2 separate regions of the Homo sapiens genome follow, and region 1 is linked to region 2. A link is a contact called in ENCODE Hi-C or POLR2A ChIA-PET data. All regions are on one chromosome and are shown on one strand. Each heading gives the region's core, a stretch centred on a gene start or an enhancer-like site at or near the end of the contact. The rest is flanking DNA. Distances are from core to core; before and after follow the strand shown. Region 1 holds the start of HSF5 (heat shock transcription factor 5). Region 2 holds the start of MRPS23 (mitochondrial ribosomal protein S23).

The links. A loop is a pair of places that touch in the nucleus more often than their neighbours do. ChIA-PET counts read pairs that join two places held with the same protein, here RNA polymerase II (POLR2A). Pooled maps may share reads with other maps.
Region 1: a loop to region 2 is called in a pooled map, with 3 times the contacts of the local background. The contact joins the promoter of HSF5 here to the promoter of MRPS23 in region 2. A Hi-C loop is called at or near these places in 1 of 50 pooled maps. POLR2A ChIA-PET finds 5 or more read pairs at or near these places in 2 of 52 experiments (CD8-positive, alpha-beta T cell and GM12878).

Annotation. Positions count from the first base shown.
Region 1 is chr17:58,484,103-58,490,848 of GRCh38, reverse strand. HSF5 (heat shock transcription factor 5) reads left to right here and starts at 2,441. Exons shown (of 6, transcript NM_001080439.3): 1 at 2,441-3,124. The coding sequence starts at 2,575. MTMR4 (myotubularin related protein 4) reads left to right here. Exons shown (of 18, transcript NM_001378067.1): 18 at 1-1,312. RefSeq lists silencers at 2,730-2,779, 3,040-3,159.
Region 2 is chr17:57,845,235-57,851,774 of GRCh38, reverse strand. It overlaps MRPS23 (mitochondrial ribosomal protein S23), which reads left to right and starts at 1,731. Exons shown (of 5, transcript NM_016070.4): 1 at 1,731-1,808; 2 at 2,365-2,535. The coding sequence starts at 1,765. RefSeq lists enhancers at 1,236-1,745, 1,421-1,750, 4,936-5,543.

The DNA of each region.
Region 1 (6,746 bases), core at 1,192-3,691, 640 kb before region 2:
ATATCTGCTGATTGTGCCCTACTCTTTGCACCTGACTTTTCCTAGTTGTCCTGGTGCTAACACAGGAGCTACACCTTGATCCTCTCCTGGCATGAAAATAAAACAAAGGTTTTCGTTGTTGTTGTTCCATTGCCCATTTCCCCCATGTTGTCTTTCCCTTGGCTGATGCCTCCTCTGGGTCACATTGCTTCTTATCCTGAACACTTGACACCTTGAGGGTAGAATTTAGCGTTTGGTTTTTACCTCCTAGCATATGCTGTTTGGTATGTGAGGGTTTCAGTACAAATGCTGCTGTCTATTTCTGTGCACTTAACAATGGAACCCAAACAGAAGAGAATAAAGCCTTGATACCAAAATTGGGAAAGAACATGTGTCCATTTGGACCAAACGTTGTTGGTTTTTAAAAAATTTTATTTTGTTTTTTTGTTTTTGTTTTTGTTTTTTTTCATCTTAATATGTACCAGTGGCACTTAACCAAAAGATACAGTGATATAGCCATGTACTGTGGGTGGGACAGATACAGTCTCCTTGGCCTATAATGAAACCACTAGGACTTTATACAGTTTTCCTTAATTTGTTGACATATAAATGGTAAATTATATTTAGGCTTATCCTGTTTTGAAATGATGGTAGTCATCTTTCTTACTGCTACTTTCATGTTGCTTTCTAGAAAACAGCATTTCATTCCAAAATAACTAGGATCTGCATTTAGAACAAGAATCATTATTTGTCCTGACCTTTTCAGTCCTACAGAGACGCATCTGTGGTTCTTTTGTACTTGCCATAGATGTAACCTAAAAAGTTTTGGCATATTTAGGTCAGCCTAGCGGAACTTTTTTTTTCATTTAAATGGAGCTGAATAATGGAGATTTTGTGTCTGCAAAATTCCTGAGATCATTGAAAAAGTAACAAGCTGTTCCTTGTTTCTGATACATAAAATTATTTTAAGCATTTTATCAATCATTAAAATTTACTGCCAGTTGTGAGTGGCTTTTTAATTAACTTGTCTTTCATTGCACTTCACTCTGCCTGTTTTCAAGGGGAGTAAGATTGGTAACATTTGGGGAGACTGTATCTGTCTACTTAGCGTGGCTGTTTTGAGGGACTGTCCCATCAGTGAACAAACTGCATGGCCTTGGAGAGAGACTCTGGGCTCTTGGCTCAGATGTGTTCATCAAATACTCCTTTCAGAGCTGTTGTGGGTGTAAGTGACATGATGTGGCCAAAAATCCAAACTGTGCAGTTGCGTTGTGACAAACATGCAATGTGCTGTAAAAATTCAATACAGTTTAAATAAAATCTCTATATTAGTGCTGCTTTGTTGGGTCGTTTTATTTTCATTTCTAAAAAAACTTAATATTCACTTATTCTTTGACCATGAGAAGAGTAGAACATTGTACCCCTTTCTCCCAGCAATTTCCAATTTATTTATTTTGAGATGGAGTCTCCCTCTGTTCCCCAGGCTGGAGTGCAGTGGTGCGATCTCGGCTCACTGCAACCTCCGCCTTCTGGGTTCAAGCGATTCTCCTGCCTCAGCCTCCTGAACAGTTGGGACTACAGGTATGCTACCACGCTGGCTAATTTTTGTATTTTTAGTAGAGACAGGGTTTGACCATGTTGGCCAGGCTGGTCTCGAACTCCTGGGTTCAAGCAGTCCACCCAGCTCGGCCTCCCGAAGTGTTAGGATTACAGACATGAGCCACTGCGCCCGGCCAATTTCCGTTTTCAAATGAACCTCTCTTTTTGAATCAGCACAGCTCTTGTTACATTCTTATTTATTGATTGGCTAGGGATCGATTCTTATGGATACCGTAGAATTCTGTCCCATCTTTATTTCTCTTTAATGTCTAAAATGCCACCAGCTAGTTGGGCAGGCACACAAGATAGTACTTAGATTCTTGTGATTCCCTCCTCCTAGGGACCTCAGTTTTCATCTAACCTTGAGTAAATTGTCTTGAACAAATACTGACTTAAAAGAGTGTATCTTAAAAGATACAAAGGGCTACTATCTAAAAGGTGAGTTCGTTTACTCAAGATATTATACCTCCAGTAGCATCATTTTTGTTTGAGAGGTAAGCAGTTCCACTGTTAGCAAAGATTACAGACCAGACCCTTTGGTCCCCAGAACGACCAACTCTGCTGCCTAACGCACACTTTCTCTGCATTCCAAGTCTCCACTAGTTGGCTGGGCCGAAACACACGCCTCTTGGTATTCCACGGTGGATAACTGGGCTTCTCTCTTGTCAGGACTTAGAACACCCCGGCAGACAGCCTTCCCGGCCTGAAGTCTGGGAACGCCTGGGGAAGGGGCTCCTGCCCGGGTCCCGCAGGCGTCCGGCGGGCCGAGCTGGGGCACGCGGCCGCCGAGGGGGAGGTGCCCACGCCGCGTGGCGGGAACTCGAGGCCCCATTGGCCGCGCTGGGAGGCGCCGCGGGGCCTCGTGCGCCAACGGTCCCTGGTACGCGGCGGATGGGCGCCGGCAGGAGCGGGCAGGGCGAGGCGAAGGCCGGGGAGGGATCGAGAACGGTGTGGGAGAGCTAGGCTCGGGGGGCGAGGCCCCGGCCCGGCGGGGCGATGGAGGCGCTGCTCTCCACCCCCATCAACCCCAACAACTTCCCCGCCAAGCTGTGGCGCCTGGTGAACAGCCCGCGCTACCGCTCCATCCGCTGGGACGGCCGCGGCGAGGGGCTGCTTATCGATCAGCCGCTCTTCGAGGCCGAGCTGCTCAGCCCGCCCGGGCCGGGGGGCGGTGGCGGGACTGCGGGGGCCGGGGCCGAGCCCGAGCTCTTCAAAACCACCAGCTTCACCAGCTTCATCCGCCAGCTCAACCTCTACGGCTTCCGCAAGGTGGTGCTGGGCGGGCCGGGGGGCGGCAAACCGGCAGGCAATGGGCCGCTCCATCACTTCCACAACCCGCACTTCCGCCGCGACCAGCCACAGCTGCTCGTGCACCTCAAGCGCCTCACCAGCGCCAACAAGGCCAAGCTGGCGGCCGGCCTGGAGGTGCCCTGCCGCCCGCCCAACCGCTTCCAGCGGCTGCTCATCACCTCGGCCTCCGCCGCCACCGCGCCACTGCAGCACCAGCAGCCGCCGCCGCCCGCGGGGCCCCGGCCCGAGCCGCACGGTGAGTCCGGACTGCCCGTGCCCTCGCCCACAGTGGGCACATGGGCGGCGGGGAGCAACCGCCGCTGGAGGGCGCATTTTCGCACGTCCTCACGCTATGGGCGTCGGAAAGGCGCCGGGGACCCATTGGCCGCTGTGCTTCCCGAGACTGGCGGTCCCGCCACCGCCGCCGTTCTCAGCGGCACCAGCACGGTGGCCACCGGCCCTCCCCTGGAGGGTCCGTAAGCATTCGGCCCCTTCTGAGCCCACTGGCAGCAAAAGGGACCTCCGCCTCTTAGGCTCCCTTCTACTCGTCCCCGGTTTGAACCCCAGGAGTTTACCTGGTTGTAAGCCTCCGTTTACCTTCCTGAGACCCACACTGTCCACTGTAAACATGTGGACTCAGTAGTCCTTCGTTGAAACATTGGGTCTGGAAGAAACAAAAGGGGCTCCTTTGCTCCCGTGGGAAGCAGAGTGGAGTCACCCTACGGGTTAAGGCGGGATGGAACAAAATCGTAGTCAAGAGAATTTAGAACATTACGGTTGGGCGTGGTGGCTCACGCCTGTAATCCCAGCACTTTGGGAGGCCGAGGCGGGTGCATCACGAGGTTAGGAGTTTGAGACCGGCCTAACCAACAGGGTGAAACCTCGTCTCTACTAAAAATACAAAAATTAGCCAGGCATGGTGGTGCACGCCTGTAATCCCAGCTACTTAGGAGACTGAGGCAGGAGAATCGCTTGAACCCAGGAGGCAGAGGTTGCAGTAAGCCGAGATAGTGCCACTGCACTCCAGTCTGAGCAACAGAGCGAGACTCGGTCTCAAAAAAAAAAAAAAAAAAAAAAAGAGAGAACTTAGAACATTACAATAGCAGGCAAGGGAAAGTTTTGGAAAAGGTGCCTGCAGTGGAAATTTGTCCTTGAAGAGGGCTGCCACCTTCCACCTATTGGCACATCTAAGAAATCTTAGAAGTGCTACGACAATCATCAGATTTAAGGTTCTGGTTAATGTGTAGAATGGTAGACGTTGTTTATATACCTTAAGAGCAAAAATACAACGATACATCGTGGCTTACAAGATATAGTTCCTATGTAGAATGAATTGGCTACACATTTCTTTCATTGAAGCAAATTAGAGCTTGATGCTTCCTTAAAGGGGTATGATTAGACAAACATAAGGCAAAGATGGTTTTCTTTACAGCTGTCAAGTTTTAGTTAAAAAAGAATTTTAGAAAGCTCACATTTACAGCCTTTGGAGTTTTCACTATTGGCTACAATCTTTCAGTATTGAAAAAACTTTTTGGTATACATCTGTATTTAGTAAAAGTTAAGAAACCCTCTGTGATAGTGGATTATTTATTTTTTATTATTTGTTTATTTTTTTGAGACGGAGTTTCGCTCTTGTCACCCAGGCTGGAGTGCAATGGCGCGATCTCGGCTCACCACAACCTCCGCCTCTCGGGTTCAAGCAATTCTCATTCCTTAGCCTCCTGAGTAGCTGGGAATACAGGCGCGTGCCACCATGCCCGGCTAATTTTTATATTTTTTAGTAGAGACGAGGTTTCACCAGGTTGGCCAGGCTGGTCTCGAACTCCTGACCTCAGGTGATCCGCCAGCCTTGGCCTCCCAAAGTGCTGGGATTACAGGCCTGAGCCACTGCGCCCTGCCTATTTTACTTTTTGAGATTAAGTCTCACTGTGTTGCCCAGGCTGGCGTGCAATGGCAAGATCTCCGCTCACTGCAACCTCTGCCTCCCGGGTTCAAGTGATTCTTCTGCCTCAGCCTCCAGAGTAGCTAGGATTTTACAGGTGCCTGCCACCACACCTCGCTAATTTTTGTATTGTTAGTAGAGATGGGGTTTCACCATGTTGGCCAGGCTGGTTTTGAACTCCTGACCTCAGGTGATCCGCCCATCTTGGCCTCCCAATGTGCTGGGATTACAGGTGTGAGCCACTTCACATGGCCAAATTATTTTATAGACTTGATTTTTTTTTTTTTTTTTTGAGATAGGGTTTCACTCTGTCCCCCAGGCTGGAGTGCAGTGGCAAGATCTTGGCTCACTGCAACCTCCACCTCCCGGGCTCAAGGGATCCTCCCACCTCAGCCTCCCGAGTAGCTGGGACTACAGGCGTGGCCACCACACCCAGCTAATTTTTTGTATTTTTGGTGGATACAGGGTTTCACTCTGTTGCCCAGGCTGGTCTGGAACTCCTGGGCTCAAGTGATCTGCCCACCTTGGCCTCTGGAAGTGCTGGGATTACAGGCGTGAGCCACCACTGCGCCAGGCCTGTAGACTTGATTTTTGATGCTCTTCCCCCTCTTCCAGGAAGGCAAGGGTGGCAATATTCCATTTCTCTGTTTAAAGAGTCCATGATATGAAGCAGTATACCAAGAAACCAACAGGGTGTAATCATTCATTCATTCTTCACCTTCAGCTAGGAGAGTAAATAAAAACATTTTCAGCATGTTAACATGGATTTACTATAAAGAAATCTGGGGCCGGGCGTGGTGGCTCACGCCTGTAATCCCAGCACTTTGGGAGGCCCAGGCAGGCGGATCACAAGGTCAAGAGATCGAGACCATCCTGGCCAACATGGTGAAACCCTGTCTCTATTAAAAATATAAAAATTAGCTGGGCGTGGTGGCGGGTGCCTGTAGTCCCAGCTACTCGGGAGGCTGAGGCAGGAGCATCACTTGAACCTGGGAGGTGGAGGTTGCAGTGAGCCGAGATCACACCATTGCACTCCAGCCTGGGCGACAGAGTGAGACGCTGTCTCAAAAAAAAAAAAAAAAAAAAAAAAAAATCTGGGTTATTTTTGAGTTAATGGAAAAGTTTAAATGTACAAATAAAATAACACTATGTTCAACTTAACCTTCGCCCAGGGTTATGAATGACAACAGTACTTGGTTCATTTGGAATTTAGAAGATAAGGAACTAGGTTATGTGACCACTGTGGAGTTTAGAAGATAAGGGATTAGGTTAAAGTTCCAACAGTAAGTTGAAAAAGCAGCAGTGGCATAAGAATGTCCTAAAGGAATATTAGGCCACTTCCATGTGATGGCCATTGATTTTGGTAGGGAATGATAGGGGGCAAGGCAATGGAGACAATACCATGGCATACATTTGGCAGAATCTCTGACATGGATTTTTTTTTTTTCAGGTTGCATGTCTGGTGGGTATAAGGAGAAAAGACTAGAAAATATGTTTTTGGGAGAAATGGGATAACCACTTCAAACAAAGAAACATCCATGCATACACACACACATAAAAACCAACACTTGCTCTTTTCTCTTCTCTGACCTTTTACCCTCAACTATCTTAAACTCAGTTGTATTTTAAGGATAGAGTCCATTTTAATTGAAGAAATTCAGGGCCATCTGGCATCTGATTTTATTCACTTATACTTCAGTTGGTCAGCATTTAAAGATTACTGTTTGTTGAAAAACATAAATTCATGGTTTTTCAGTATAGATTATATGTCAATCCATATATAACTAAGTTATTGTTTTCATGCCTTTCCTGTTTGGTGTTTTTTTTTTTTTTCCTTACCATTCTACCTGTTGGTATGTGCAGAAGGTATGTCAGGTGTGGACTGTCTATACCATAGGTTTGGTTCACTAGGGAATTGTGTTACTGGTTCAGGTGG
Region 2 (6,540 bases), core at 482-2,981:
GGCAGCAGTGAAATCCACCTCAGGTTAGCCCTGGGCCTCAAATCACTGGATCCCTGGCGTGCGTGTGTGTGTGTGTGTGTGTGTGTGTGTGTGTGTGTGTTGTGGGGGGGGCGGGTGGGGAGCGGCGTTCTGCTGGACTCTTGAGCCTACCAGCCTCGAGCTTTAGGCATAGCTTAGGCGGCATTGTGAGGCACTGGAAAGGGCCCTGGCTGCCCCACCCCCCCAAGGCTGGCTCTATCAGTTGCTTATCAGACAAGTTATGTAACTTCCTGAGGCCTTGCTTTCTCATCTATAATGAGGATGTTAATAGCTACCTTATGGGAAGGTATGTGGATTCAGTAAGATAACACACACAAGCAGTAACTACTCATCAAACAGTCCCGTCCTCCCCTTCACCAGCCTCAGAGTGGGAGGACTCTAGGATGACTTGACTAGGCTCCCAGGAGACATTGTGTGTGATTCAAAACATTCATTGGATTAAAAGTTCAAATATGAATACAATCTCTTTACAAGTCAAACTCTGAAGCATGTGTAAAGGAAGAAAAAATTCTCCCTTGCCTGCCTGCAGTTTCACTCCGAGATATCCAATGTTCACAGCCTTGGGTGTCCTTCTGCAGAATTTCTATCCTCAAACACAAACATATATAGAGGTGTTTCTTTTTCCTTTTTTTTTTCTAACACGTTGAGATTCCACTAAACATGTTTCTTTGCAACTTCGTTTTTCATTTAAACATAAGTCATGTACCTTAACCTTGGTAAATACATGTGGATCTAGCTCATTCATTTTAATAGCTGCATAGGGTTCCAAAGAAAGTATGAACAATAATTTTCCAGCTATTTCTCATCTGATGGATTTTTTTTCCCACTACAAACAATGCTGCAACGATGATCCTTGCACAAACATCCTCATGAATTGATGCTTTAATTTCTAAGGGGTTCTTTCCCCGAAATATGATTACTGGGTCAAAGGGTATGCTACACACAGTTTATATTTTTTTACAGTTTAACACTGAGAGATGACTTTCTCCAGATTTTTTCGTTTCCCTCTCGGCGTCTGTTTGTTCCGGACACTTTCACTTTTCGAGTTCCAAGGAGGAGGTAGCCCGCGACACCGGCCGCGGGAAACACGAGTTGCAGCCAGCATCCTAGTTAGCGTGGATGCAGGTGGCACTCCGGGGACGAGGGGCTTAGTGGGGAGCACTACACAGCCAGAGGCGGAGGCCCGAGATCTAGCACGACGCTGGGCAAGTGACGGCCCCTCCCCGGCCTTGGTTTTCTTCTGCGTAGTCTGTGACTCTAAACAACATTAGGCTCAGCCTGGGCCTAGAGCTGGTGACCTCAAATCTCGGCCTTTGTTGGCTCCCCTAGGACTGTAGGCTGCGCTTCACCCCTGCTCTGCCCCACTACTTCTCCTCCGCGCGGCCCCACCTTTTCAGAGGAGTTGGCTCAACAAGGCGAGAGAGAGTAAAGCAACCATCATGATGAATCCCTCCCACAGCTCGGTCATTTATTACTTCTGTCCGGCTTTGGCTCGCTCCTGCCCTTTTGGCTCGGCTATCGAGTGCTCCTGCCTGAACCTGGCAAGTAACCTCGGAGCGCGCCCGTTCGGCCTATCACTTGCTTCTGCCTGCGCCGCTCTCCCGCAGGGGCTGCGGTGAAAGCCCAGCGATCCTTGGCTCGGCCAGCAACTTATGCGCCCTTTACCTGGAGCAGCCGCTTCCGGTTCCGGTAGCAGCTAGTCACGCTCGGTACCAGGCGCAGATCATGGCAGGCAGCCGGCTGGAAACCGTAGGGAGCATCTTCTCTCGGTGTGTGCTCCCAGCCGTGGTGGGCTGAGGGTGCCTCCCCCAGGCTGGGGTTCTCAGCCGGTCACGCTCTTCCTTGGAGCGGACCTGAGCAGGGCGAGGCGTATTGCAGGGTGCGGGGGCTGAGCTGGGTGAGGCCCTCTCATGTTTTCTCCTGGCTCCGAATAGTTGTGCCTGAGGATGCCTCTCCTTGAATTTATGTGTCATGTTAAAGATTATTGCAGCTGCCTCTCCCCGAGTGGAGGTCTCTAGGAAGAGGAAGGGAGGAAGAGCCTGATGGGCCTTCCTTATCAGGTCATGCAAGACCGCTCTTTGCATTTTTCCGTGACCGAACGTGGGTGGGACGCACAAAAGAAGATAGAGGGATTTAACTCTCCTGAGCGTTGTTAAGTTTGGTTTGGGATGTGGACAGATCTTCTCTGTAGGTGGGGAGCAGTCCTTCCCCGTTCTGTGTTGCAGACCGCATAATACCTTTAATGTCCCAAACTGTGCTAGACTGATTCAGGGGCTTTGGCAGGCTACTGCAAGTGACCCAGTTTCGTTCTGTTCCCTCCCTAAGGACTCGGGACCTGGTTCGGGCCGGGGTGCTGAAGGAGAAGCCCCTGTGGTTTGACGTATATGACGCCTTTCCCCCGCTGAGGGAGCCCGTCTTCCAAAGGCCTCGAGTGCGATATGGCAAAGCCAAAGCTCCCATCCAAGACATCTGGTACCACGAGGATCGGATTAGAGCGTGAGTGCTCAGCCCTGTAGTGGACAGGAGGCAACAGAACTTCAGAAGGGAAGGTTTCGGTAGCAGTCTGGGAATTCAAACATGAAATTGAGTCAGGGGTTTGCCCTGTGGAGAAGGCTTATCTAGCCAAATTAGGGAGGCAGCACCCCTTCCTCATAGTGAAACTGAAGTTCTGAAAAGTGGAATCTGGAGCCCAGCAACCGAAAGATCATTGCAATTATAGCCGCATGTTTCTGGGCATCTGCTTTGGGCCAGGCACTGTACTAAGCTCTTTGCAAGCATTATCTCATTCTCTAAAGGCCTTACTCTAACTTGTAAGGAAGGCATTCTTGTTTCCATTTTATTCAAGGAGACTGCGAAGCTCAAGGAAATTAGCTAACTTCTTGTAATTACTAAATATATAGGAGGGTGGCAGATCTGGGAATCACATCTCTGACTCCAAGCTTATGGTGATCATTATGCCGGCCTTCTCCACGAGTGGAGATAGGAGGAACGTGGTCTGTGGATCTAGTAGTCCGGCTCTTTGAAGCCACTCAGATGAAAGGATGCTTGAAAGTCTAAGAGAGGCCGGGTGCGGTGGCTCACGCCTGTAATCCCAACACTTTGGGAGGCCAAGGCGGGCGGATCACCTGAAGTCAGGAGTTCGAGACCAGTCAGACCAACATGGTGAAACCCCGTCTCTACTAAAAATACAAAAATTAGCCGGGCATGGTGGTGGGTGCTTGTAGTCCCAGCTACTCGGAAGGCTGAGACAGGAGAATTGCTTGAACCTGGGAGGTGGAGGTTGCAGTGAGCCGAGATCCCACCACTGCACTCCAGCCTGGGCGACAGAGAGAGACAATCACTAGGAATTTGAAGGAAAATCATGTGTTCTTTATTTTTTTTTAGCATCCCTTTTCTCTTTTTTTTTCTTTTTCTTAAGCTCAGTGGCAAGAATACTTCCTCTTTTATTATAAAAGCAACACATGCTACTTGTAGAAAATTTAGATACACAAAGAAAGCATAAAAAGAAATCACAGGCTGGATGTGGTGGCTTGTGCCTGTAATCCTAGTGCTTTGGGAGGCATAAGGGAGGATAGCTTGTGCCCAGGAGTTTGAGACCACCCTGGGCAACATAGCAGGACTTGTCTCTACCAAAAAAAAAGTAGTTGTCTTAGTTTACACTCTGATTAGCAGTTTCTGAGAGTTCTTACTTTATCCTTGTCAGTATTGATAATGATTATTTAAGAATTTTTTTTTTCTGGGCCAGGCACGGTGGCCCACGCCTGTAATCCTGGCACTTTGGGAGGCTGAGGTGGGCAGATTGCCTGAGCTCAGGAGTTCGAGACCACCTTGGGCAATATGGTGAAACCCTGTCTTGACTAAAATACCAAAAATTAGCCGGGCTTGGTGGTGGGCACCTGTAGTCCCAGCTACTTTGGATGCTGAGGTGGGAGAATCGCTTGAAACTAGAAGGTGGAGGTTGCAGTGAGCTGAGAGTGCACCACTGCACTCCAGCCTGGGCAACAGAGGGAGACCCTGTCTCCAAAAAAAAAAAAAGTTTTGTTTTTTTCTGATCTAAGTATTTTTTTTTTTTTCGAGATGGAGTCTCACTCTGTCTCCCAGGCTGGAGTGCAGTGGCGCAATCTCGGCTCACTGCAAACTCTGCCTTCCGGGTTCATGCCATTCTCCTGCCTCAGCCTCCTGAGTAGCTGGGACTACAGGCGCCCACCACCACAGCTGGCTAATTTTTTGTATTTTTAGTAGAGACAGGGTTTCACCGTGTTAGCCAGGATGGTCTCAATCTCCTGACCTCGTGATCCGCCTGCCTCGGCCTCCCAAAGTGCTGGGATTACAGGCGTGAGCCACCGCGCCCGGCCTCTTTATTCTCTTTTTTTCCAAAACTTAAATAGTCACAGAAAATGTGCTCCTAATGGTTGCCTAGGAACATTCTTTTTTTTTTTTTTTGAGATGGAGTCTCGCTCTGCCACCCAGGCTGGAGTGCAGTGGTGTAATTTCAGCCCCATGCAACCTCCACCTCCCGGGTTCAAGCTGTTCTCCTGCCTCAGCCTCTTGAGTAGCTGGGATTACAGGCTCACGCCACCATGCCTGGCTAATTTGTATTTTTAGTAGAGATGGGGTTTCACCATGTTGGTCAGGCTGGTCTCAAACTCCTGACCTCGTGATCCGCCCGCCTTGCCTCCCAAAGTGTTGGGATTACAGGTGTGAGCCACCGTGCCCGGCCTCCTAGCAACATTCTTAAAAATATCTTTAAAGTTCTCTATTTTTTCTTTTTTTTATTTTTTATTTTTAATTTATTTTTATTATTTTTTATTTTTTATAGTATTTATTGATCATTCTTGGGTGTTTCTCGGAGAGGGGGATTTGGCAGGGTCATAGGACAATAGTGGAGGGAAGGTCAGCAGATAAACATGTGAACAAGGGTGTCTGGTTTTCCTAGGCAGAGGTCCCTGCGTTCTTCCGCAGTGTTTGTGTTCCTGGGTACTTGAGATTAGGGAGTGGTGATGACTCTTAACGAGCATGCTGCCTTCAAGCATCTGTTTAACAAAGCACATCTTGCACCGCCCTTAATCCATTTAACCCTGAGTGGACACAGCACATGTTTCAGAGAGCAGGGGGTTGGGGGTAAGGTTATAGATTAACAGCATCCCAAGGCAGAAGAATTTTTCTTAGTACAGAACAAAATGGAGTCTCCCATGTCTACCTCTTTCCACACAGACACAGTAACAATCTGATCTCTCTTTCTTTTCCCCACATTTCCCCCTTTTCTATTCGACAAAACCCCCATCGTCATCATGGCCCGTTCTCAATGAGCTGTTGGGTACTCCTCCCAGATGGGGTGGCGGCCGGGCAGAGGGGCTCCTCACTTCCCAGACGGGGCGGCCGGGCAGAGGTGCCCCCCACCTCCCGGACGGGGCAGTGGCCGGGCGGGGGTGCCCCCCACCTCCCTCCCGGACGGGGCGGCTGGTCGGGCGGTGGCTACCCCCCACCTCCCTCCCGGACGGGGCGGCTGGCCAGGCGGGGGCTGCCCCCCACCTCCCTCCCGGACGGGGCGGCTGGCGGAGCAGGGACTGCCCCCTACCTCCCTCCCAGACGGGGCGGCTGGCTGGGTGGGGGCTGCCCCCCACCTTATTTTTTTCATACAAAAAAAAAAAACAAAGATGTCACACTTCTTTGGGACTACTTTTCTGTTTTCATGTTTCCCCTTTTGTGTGCCCTGAATTTTGTTCATACTGCCCCTGTTGTGGCCTTAGCCTGTCTTTAATAGCTCTACATTCCAAATGCCCTGTCTTTATTCAATAACAAACATTCATTAAGCACTGTCATGGGCCAGGCATTGTCAAATTCATTCTTGTAACTTCAGTGCCTAGCCCATTGTGTGGCATATAAGTTGCTTATTAATCGTCTCTTGAATGAAGAAGCTAATGGATTAATGGACAGATGAACTATGAGGCTGGTAGAGAGAAACGAAAGAAAATTCCTTGGAGAGGAATGGTGGAGGGCCAGGACTGGGACTGTTTGGAGAATGGCCATCAGAATTTTATTAGTTTTCTGAAACAATTTCAGGAACAGTGGGCTAGAAACCACTTCTATGGCCACATTTAGCATCCCTATACATTTATGTAAGATCTAAGTAAGTGGTAAATCTCTCACTGGGAGTTTACTGACAAAGCCCCTCCCCTTGAATACTGATGTTAATTAGCTTTTAGTACCTTGAATTTGTCTAGTTCCTTTTTCTCTTAAATATTTATACCAATGAGTGTGCCTAATTGACTTTGATACACATCCCTTATTCTTACTGTTGTTTCAGGATGCTAGAAAATGGAATTTATAAGGTCATTATGTTCCGAATTGGGGCCCAGGCTTTCACCCCGGGACCCCCAACACCAACACTCATTTAAAGTAGCAGAACAAGTATGTTCTTGTTCTACTTGGATATTTTCGGCATACAACATGAGATCTTTGAGGAGATTAAATGCTTTTTCAGCACCTTTCTTCTCAGAC